Regions from separate parts of the Homo sapiens genome. Here region 2 is linked to region 1. Evidence: chromatin loops called from intact Hi-C (ENCODE). Cell type or tissue: OCI-LY7. All regions are shown on one strand. Each heading gives the region's core, and the rest is flanking DNA. Links, peaks and the distances in the headings are about the cores only. Region 1 overlaps SIPA1L3 (signal induced proliferation associated 1 like 3). Region 2 has its middle 5.5 kb from the start of DPF1.

Evidence for each region. A loop is a pair of places that touch in the nucleus more often than their neighbours do. Peaks named below come from ENCODE experiments on the same cell type or tissue, not always from the same donor. Only the 100,000 strongest peaks of a DNase experiment are listed, where the experiment ranks them.
Region 2: it touches region 1 in a loop (7-fold over the local background); 3 of 110 quality-filtered maps call a loop at or near these places.

Annotation. Positions count from the first base shown.
Region 1 is chr19:38,046,513-38,050,893 of GRCh38, reverse strand. The region is part of intron 2 of SIPA1L3 (signal induced proliferation associated 1 like 3); the gene reads right to left. Among named protein-coding and RNA genes, the nearest start is that of SNORD152, 110 kb to the left of the region's middle. RefSeq lists enhancers at 1,274-1,803, 2,457-3,205, 4,074-4,381. In OCI-LY7, for the core only: no CTCF peak of the experiment used is centred there; DNase peaks (open chromatin) are centred at 1,463, 2,283, 2,633, 3,683 and 1 weaker place; H3K4me3 peaks cover 3,142 bases; H3K27ac peaks cover 4,000 bases.
Region 2 is chr19:38,227,563-38,231,943 of GRCh38, reverse strand. It overlaps a transcript of DPF1 not described here. Among named protein-coding and RNA genes, the nearest start is that of DPF1, 5.5 kb to the right of the region's middle. RefSeq lists a silencer at 1,965-2,344 and an enhancer at 3,695-4,381. In OCI-LY7, for the core only: no CTCF peak of the experiment used is centred there; a DNase peak (open chromatin) is centred at 2,123; H3K4me3 peaks cover 1,435 bases.

The sequences.
Region 1 (4,381 bases), core at 90-4,089:
AGAGATGGGGTTTCGCCATGTTGCCCAGGCTGGTCTTGAACTCCTGGCCTCAAGTGATCCATCAGCCCCAGCCTCCCAAAGTGCTGAGATTACAAGCATGAGCCACCATGCCCAGCGCACACATCATACTTTTAAAAATTAAAAACTACACACGTGGAAATGAATATACAGCACTCGACTCAAATGTGAAAGAAAGGAGTAGCTCCAAGCCTGCTCTTCGGACAACTTTGACTATATTGTCTCTTGGACGACCCAGGAGAAGCCAGAAATTCCTCCACAGGCAGAGCCATTCTGACGTGCATTGAAAGTGAAAGGATACAACATTTGAAAGTTTAGAAACTTTAAAACAATAATAATGACGGTGATAGTGATAATAATTGCTAATGCTTTCAGATCACATATGTGTTAGGCGCTGTTTTTTTGTTGTTGTTGTTATTGTTGAGACAGTCTCACTCTGTTGGCCAGGCTGGAGTGCAGTGGTGTGATCTTGGCTCACTTCAACCTTTGCCTCCTGGGTTCAAGGGATTCTCCTGCCTCAGCCTCCTGAGTAGCTGGGATTACAGGCATGCGCCACCACGTCGGGCTAATTTTTGCATTTTTAGTGGAGACGGGGTTTCATCATGTTGGCCAGGCTGGTCTCGAACTCACGACGTCAAGTGATCCACCTGCCTCGGCCTCCCAAAGTGTTGGGATTACAGGCGTGAGCCACCATGCCCAGCCAGCACTGTCTTAAATGCTTTACATATATTATCTCATTTAATCCTCAAAATACCTTACAATATAGATACTACTATTATTTCCATTTTATATTTATGGCAGCTCTGAGGCTCAGAGAGGTGAACTAACTTGCTGGGTTACATGGCAGGGTCAGGATTCAAACGCAGGTCACCGGCTCCAGAATTTGCCTTCCAATGCCTGTGCTGACTGGGCCTCTCTTGGAAAGGGGAGCCTGAATTAGGTTAACAGGGGCATGAAGAGGCACTCAGCCAGACTCACCATCAGAGCATTAAAACCCCGGAGACCCCACTTGACACCCTTCGGATTGGTGAAACTGGGAAGCAGGACAACAGCAAAGTGGCGAGAGGTATGGGGAAGCGGGACCCTCCTGTGCTCTCGGGGGAACGCGGGTCAGAGCAGCCTCATAGAGAGCTCAGGAGTTCAAGATCAGCCTGGCCAATGGAGCAAAACCCCAGTTCTACCAAAAGTACAAAAATTAGCTGGGTGTTGTGGCAGGTGCCTTAATCCCACCCCTGGGGAGAGAGAATGCCTATCTCCGGCTGCAACTGACTCCTGGGGGTAAGCCCCATGGGTTCCTAAGGCAAAGGTAGGCGGATGCTCACTTGAAGCATGGTTTGAAGTGGGGTGGAGCTAGGGGCAACCTGGATGCCCAACACCAGGGGACCAGACACGTGAGCCGTGGCAGATGTACAGCATGTACAACTGTTCAGCTGCCAGACGCCATACACTGGACACACATCCAGCAACGTGGCTAGATGGCGAACACATGCTATTTGGTGAAAACCAGAAGAAACCGAAAGAATGAGATACAGAGCTCCAAACCCCGGAAGCTGACTCTTTACTCAAACCTCAATATATATTTTGCAAGGATGTGTGCACAGCTACAGACACACCGGAAATATTTCAGACTGGGGGAAGGAATGAAAGGACCTATAGAGGATGAAGATGGAAAGAGAAACAAAAACCTTCCCAGTGACAAGGGAGGAGACACCCATTTTTTTTCCCCACCATCAGACAAGTAGTCTTTGGCAGCCAGACTCCACTTGCCCCCTGTCCACCCCCCGCTTTTTTTTTGAGATGGGGTCTCGCCCTGTCGCCCAGGCTGGAGTGCAGTGGCGCAATCTCAGCTCACTGCAACCTCCACCTCCTGGGTTCAAGCGATTCTCCTGCCTCAGCCTCACGATAGCTGGGACTACAGGTGTGCACTACCACACCCAGCTAATTTTTGTATTTTTAGTAGACACGGGGTTTCACCGTGTTAGCCAGGATGGTCTCTTGACCTCATGATCTGCCCGCCTCAGCCTCCCAAAGTGCTGGGATTACAGGTGTGAGCCACCGCGCCCAGCCTGCCCCCTTTTTTGGGTGTTAACTGAGGGTGGATGATGCAGGAGGCAGAAATTGGACGCAAGTCACTAAACTTCTTCAAAAGAAAACCACACTTCTTTGTTCTCAAATGCCACAAAATCTGTTGGGCCTGACACGATTTGCTAACTTAGGGAGGGGACTTGGTCAGGGACTGAGCTTGGCAGGCATTAATGGTTGTCTACTCAGTTTCCACTTCTGCTTTTTTCAGCTACTAGACAACAGAACCCAGTTGGTCAAGAGTGATCAGGATGTGGCATTCCTCTAGTAACTTGACCGGCCTGGTTGAGGGGCACGTGACCTCAGCTGGACCAGCTGTAGACTGAGGGGAACCACTTATAACCATCAGTGGGGTGTGTTCTCTCTCTCCTGATGCCTGTGGACAAGGGCAAGTGGCCCTGATTATCACTGGAAGCCATTCTGGAACCAAGAGGCATACAGAGGCCTTTGGAGGCTGAGAACCTGAGTCCCTGACAGACATGCTTGAGCTGCTGATCCTATCCACCTGGTGCCCATCCACCCCTGGGCTTCTAGAACACATCACATGTCTTAACCATTGGCCAGATGGTGCCAGGGTTGTTACTTGCAACTAAAAAGCATCCTGACTGAGAACCACAAAGCAGCCTGCTATCTTTTAATTGTTAAACAAGAGAAAATCTCTGTAGGAGGGAAATGGGGCATTAGAGGCATGAACAGGAAGGGCCAATTCATCCTAGTGTATGGGAAATGTTCACCCAGGCTGCATGTCCCCTGCCCACCCAGAGGCACACGCACGATTCTCTGTGCACGAGAGCTCAGGAAACCCTCTGCAGTGGGTCACTGTTTCCCTCACATCCTTTACCACAGTGGAGTTACCGCCGGTTTCCCATGTTGTATTTCTCCTGATGACGGCAGGGGGTTAATCCCCAGCTGACTGGAGCTGAGGATGAGAGACAGGACCAGAAAGCCCAGCCTGGCACTCCTGCAGCTGCTCTGTTCCTGAATCAAAGGTCGGACTTCAGGATCTGGACTGCCGCTGGGGTCTCTAAAATGACACGTGGTCCGAGGCCCTCCATGAGGAGACCTGGCTGGCTGCGGTGTCACATCCCTCCGTCAGCATCAAGGGAAAGATACCAGTGTGGCAGGGGCGGGCAAAGGAGCGTGCGCTCTGGGGTCAGCCCGGCCCGGGTTCAATCATCGCTCTACCCACAGATCGCCTGTGACTGCCTCTACTATAAAGTGAGTGGCAGGAGGGATCGAGGTCGAAGGAGGAAAAAATAACACAAACCTACCCAGTGAGACATTGTGTCACTGGCCATGTCGGTTCATTCATTCAACAAATATTTACTGAGCAGCTCTTTCGGGCCAGGTCCTGTTCTAGATGCTGGGGATATGGCAATGCACAAGACACAGAATTCCTATGGTCAAACAGGAGCTCACAGGCTATACTATAGGGTGTAGACAGGCAATACACAAGCCCACAAATCCACTGTGATATGTGCCATGAAGAAAATAAACCAGGTGATATGACAGAGAGAGGAATGTGTAGGAGTGTGTGTGAGTGCGTGCGTGTGTGCGTGCGTGTGTGTCGGCGGGGGAGAACAGGCTGGCAGGAAGTATAGCAGAGTGATTATGAAGCCAGATGGTCTGGGTTCAAATCCTGGTTCTGCCACTTCCTACCTGTGTGGCTCACGCAAACAACCCAACTTATCCGTGCCTCAGTTTCCTCATGTGTAAAACTGGATAGTGCCTGCCTCACAGGGTTTTTGGGAGGACTAAGTGGGTCAACACCTATAACATACTTAGCAGTGGGGACCACGCCTGGCTGGGGAGCCCATCCACTTAAGGGTCTCTGGAAGAGCCACTCAACCACCCAGGTGGTGCTGTTAGGCAGCCACAGCTACAAGCCATGTGGGTTTTCTGAGACACGATACACCCAAGTGCTCTCAAAGAGAGCCCCCTCCTGCAGGATCAGAGCCACCTTGCTCTGAGCGGGCAGCTGTGGGTACAGCAGAAGGGACAGCAAAGCCCTCCACTTACTGAGCAACTGACAGACGCCACTCGGGCACAGGAGATGCCGGGTTGCGGGGTCAGAGGAGCTGCTCGGGGGACCTGGGCCCCTCCACACCCGGAAAATCCAGCAGCATCCCCAGGCTGCGGGCGAGATGGCGGATTCATGTGGGCTCTTGCTGGGGGGTTGTGGCACAGGGCCTCCCAAAACTCTCAGCCTATGAAGGAGTCATTTCCTGTGCCATGCCCAGGAGACACAGGTAATCTGGAAACTCCCCTCCCCGGCCACCCT
Region 2 (4,381 bases), core at 271-4,270, 180 kb before region 1:
TGAGCCAGAGAGTGGTTGGATGCAGATATATGCTTAATTAATTAATCATTATTATTATTAGTTGAGATGGAATCTCTCTTTTGCCCAGGCTGGAGTGCAGCAGTGCGATCTTGGCTCGCTGCAACCTCTGTCTCTCAGGTTCAAGCGATTCTCCTGCCTCAGCCTTCCGAGTAGCTGGGATTACAGGCATGCACCACCACAGCTGGCTAATTTTTGTATTTTTAGTAGAGATGGGGTTTCACCATGTTGGCCAGGCTGGTCTCAAACTCCTGACCTCAAGTGATCCACCCACCTTGGCCTCCCAAAGTGTTGGGATTACAGGCATGAGCCACTGTGCTCAGCACAGAGATATGCTTCAGATAGCCTGCTCTGGCTGTGTGGGGAGAGCAGACTTGAGGGGCAGGAGCCCAGTGATGAAGCTGCTACCATAGTCCAGGCAGCAGACAATGATGGACAGGACTGGGGTGCAGGCCATGAAGTGCAGAGAGTGGGTGGAATCTGGATATGTTTTGAATGTAGAGACAACAGAATTTGCCGATGGGCTTGGAGTGTGTGTGCGAAAAAGAAGAGGAGAAGGAGAGTTCAGGATGATTGATTGCACTTAGAACAAAATCCATTTTCTTTATAATGACCTACAAGGTACTACATGAGCCGGGTCCTTGCTCTCTCCCCAGGCTGTCTCCCCCTGCTCACTCTGCTCCAGTCACACTCAATTGCTTCCTGATCTTTGAACATGCCACACTTGTTCCCAGCCCAGGGCATTTGCACTTGGTGATCCTGTGCCTAGACATGCTTCTTAGTGCATGCTGGCAACTTCTAGACCTTAGCTCAAATGTCATCTCTTCAGAGAAGCCACTTCTTCACTCCTTCAAATCAATCTGTTTTCTTTTTTTAAAATTATCTTTTATTTGCTTCTTTTTTCTTTCTGGAATCTGTGTTCTGCTGAATCTATTTTATTTTCTTCTTTTCTTTCTTTTTCTTTCTTTCTCTTGCTTGCTTGCTTGCTTTCTTGCTTTTGACGGAGACTCTCTCTGTTGTCCAGGCTGGAGCTCACTACTGCCTCCAACTTTCAGGCTCAAGTGATCTTCTTGCCTCAGCCTCCTGAGTAGCTGAGACTCCAGACATGCATCACCACACCCAGATAATTTTTAAACTTTTTGCAGAGATGGGATCTCACTATGTTGCCCAGGCTGGTCTTGTGCTATGGGGCTCAAGCAATCCTCCTGCCTCAGGCTCCCAAAGTGCTGGGATTATAGGTGTGTGCCTGGACTCTTCTCTTTTTCTTTTTCTTTCTTTCTCTCTCTCTCTCTCTCTTTTTTTTTTTTTTTTTTTTGAGACAGGGTCTCGCTCTGTCACCCAGGCTGGAATGCAGTGGTACAATCTCGGCTCACTGCAATCTCTGCCTCCCAGGCTCAAGTGATCCTCCCACCTCAGCTTCCTGAGTAGCTGGGACTACAGGCATGCACCACCACACCCAGCTAATTTTTTGTATTTTGGGTAGAGACGGGGTTTCGCCATGTTGCCCATATTGGTCTTGAACTCCTAAGCTCAGATGATCCACCTGCCTTGGCCTCCCAAAGTGATGGGATTACAGGCCTCCCAAAGTGATGAGCAACCACGACTGGCCCCATTTTCTTTTCTTTATAGCACCTTTCACTGTCTGAAATGATTTTATCTATTTATTTTCTTATTATCTGTCTTTCTCCACTAGAATGTCAGCTCCTTGAGAGCGGCAACTTTGTTTTGGTCATTGCTGTATCCCCAGTGCCTAGAAGAGTTCCTGGAACACAGCAGGCACTCAGTAAATGAACAAAGGCACTGATTAACCCCTGTGCTTGTTCACAGGCTGTCCGACATAGAAGAGACACCCAAATAGGCCTAGACAAGAATACACGACAGACCCTAGGGTCATCCACATACCCTGGGGACATCTAGAAGCTAGGGACCACCTGCTTCCGCGCCCGCGGTGCCTGGAGGGTGGAGATCCCGAGTTGGAGACCGAGCACTCCCAGGGAGGGAGGAAAGATGCTCTGGGGGGAGCCCCGCCCCTCCCTGTATCCCCAGCAGCCAATGGGAGCGCGGTCCTCCTGACGCCCCCTGGGACGTGTAGTCCGGGCAGGGGCGCCCTCGGGCGCCGCCGCGCGCCCCTAGACTCCACGTCCCGTCGTGCGCTGGGAGGCGCGGGGATTGGCTGAGCCCCGCCCCCGGCCCGCCCCGCTCCGCTCGCGCCGCAGCCCCAAGAATGAATGAAATCGTAGCGCGCTGGGCGGCAGAGCGGGCGGCGCAGGCCGGGCTGGGCCCGCGCGCGGCGGCAGCGGCGCCCCGGGCCGGAGGCGGCCCAGCCGAGCGGGCCATGGCCACCGCCATTCAGAACCCGCTCAAGTCGTGAGTGTCCCTGCCGTCCCCGCCCCCTGTCCAGACCCCCCCACCAGGAGCCCTTCCCCCGCCCGCCCTGGGGCTGAGGAGGGGGACGCAGCGCGCGGACCGTAGTTGAATGGGGGCCCCCAGCGCGAACCCTTGCCCCGGGGGTCCCCACCCCCTGTCGCCCCCTGGGGTTGGGGGCGGGAGCCCCTCCAGGGTCGCGGGGGCGCCTCTTCTTTGTCGCTGTCAGTGAAGGAATGCGGCGCGGGCTGGGGGTGGCGGAGGCCGTTTCCCCACCCAGAGTGGGGGTAGGGGTTTCCCTCTCCTCCATCTCTCCCTCAGGGTCTCCGGAGGTGCCGGGCCTGCCCCGGCCGGGGCTGAAAGCTCGAACACCTAAGTCCGGACCTCGGTCTCCAGGGTTTCCATCACCCGCTCTCCGCTCATCAAAGCGCCTTTCTCTCTTTCCCCTTCTTTCTCTGAGGACCCCGGCCCTCGCGGCCGCAGGGTGGGAGCTGAGACGTCGGGGGTCCCCAGTTCCATCCCCGCTGCCTCCCCTTTTTCCTCCCGGGATCCCGGGAACTGGAAGCCCCGAACCCGCCGTCAGTCTGGACCGCGGCATCCCTCCCTCTCCCCGCGCATACACATCAAACGGGAGCATCTCTGATCCCTTTGGGGACCGGCTGCCCAGGAGGGGGTGCCGGGAGCGCCCTCGGTCTCCGGGGATTCCCTCCCTTTCTCCCTGGCCGCGGTCCTCCGAGCGTTCGCCTCTTCCCGGGCCCGGTGGCTGGGAATCCGGAAGCCTGGGTCCGAGCCTGGCCCCTCCTGACCCTCTCCTCTCCTTGCCATCCCTCGCGCTCTCCACACCTCCCCTTCCCCCTCTCCATCTCGCTCTTGCTTCCTCTTCGGGATCCCGGACTCCACGTCCCAGCGCTCCCCACCCCCCGTTCCCAGGCGGTGACAGCGGGCTCCAAGTGACAGGCACTCGGCCGCTCCCGCCCTCCCTCCCCGCAGGCGAGCGAGGCGCTCCCCTCCCCCTCCTCCCGGGCCTGGTGGAGGAGGCGGAGGGCGAGCGCCCGCGGCGTCGCACAAAGGGGCCGGGGCGACCTCCCCCACCCTTCCCCCAACCCCGTGCGCTGGCTGCCTTGACCTTGAACATCGAGGGCTGGGGGCGGGGGTGGGGGGTGGGGGGAGAGAGGGAGAGAGGGAGCGCCCCCCTACCCCACCCACGAGAAGGGATGCGCCTGCTGGCTGGACCAGAGGCCGCCAGTTGCTTCTGGTTTCTGGCGGGAATGGGGGTGGGAGGTGGAGGGTGGGAGTTGGGAGAGGAAGGGGGGCAGGGACTTAGAGGCAAGCGCCTACACGTGTGGCTTCGCCGTGAGCAGGGTGCCGGGAGCGGGTGTGTGGGGCTCGGGTCCGTGTGAGGTGGTGTATGATGGTGACACCCCTCTGCTGCCCTCTCACCCTAAGTGGCACACACAGACAGCTGTCTCTCCTGTGAGGGGACATCCGCAAAATGGCTGGGAACGGGGCTCTTGTGCAGGTTGGTGGATCTACAGGCGATGGGGCCCCTCACCCTGACCCTGGCCCAGACCCCTGGGAGGAGGTGTGCTACAGCCGTGAGCAGGGGCCCAGCTACAGTAAGCCTGGACTGGGAGGGCCCTACCCCTCTGTGCCCTTCCCTTCCAAAAGGTCTCTGTGGGGGTGAAGGTGGGGACTCCCTGGCTCCTGAAAGAATGTGAGTCAAATCCCCTGGGGAGAAGGAGCTGCAGGGTGCCGCCCTCGGAAGTTCCGACTGCCTGAGTTCCAAAACCAGCTTGAGCCACGAATGTTCCCTGCCGTGAGCCTCAGTTTTGCCATCTGTGTATGGGGGCTTCTAACAGCCCTTACCACCCGATGGGACTGTCGTGGGGCTAAGGCCATCTTTGTAAAGCAGTTAGCACAGAGACTGACACTGACCAAATGTAGTGATTATTATTAGTAGTATCAATATTGATTTATGAAATTGATTTCTACTGTGGGC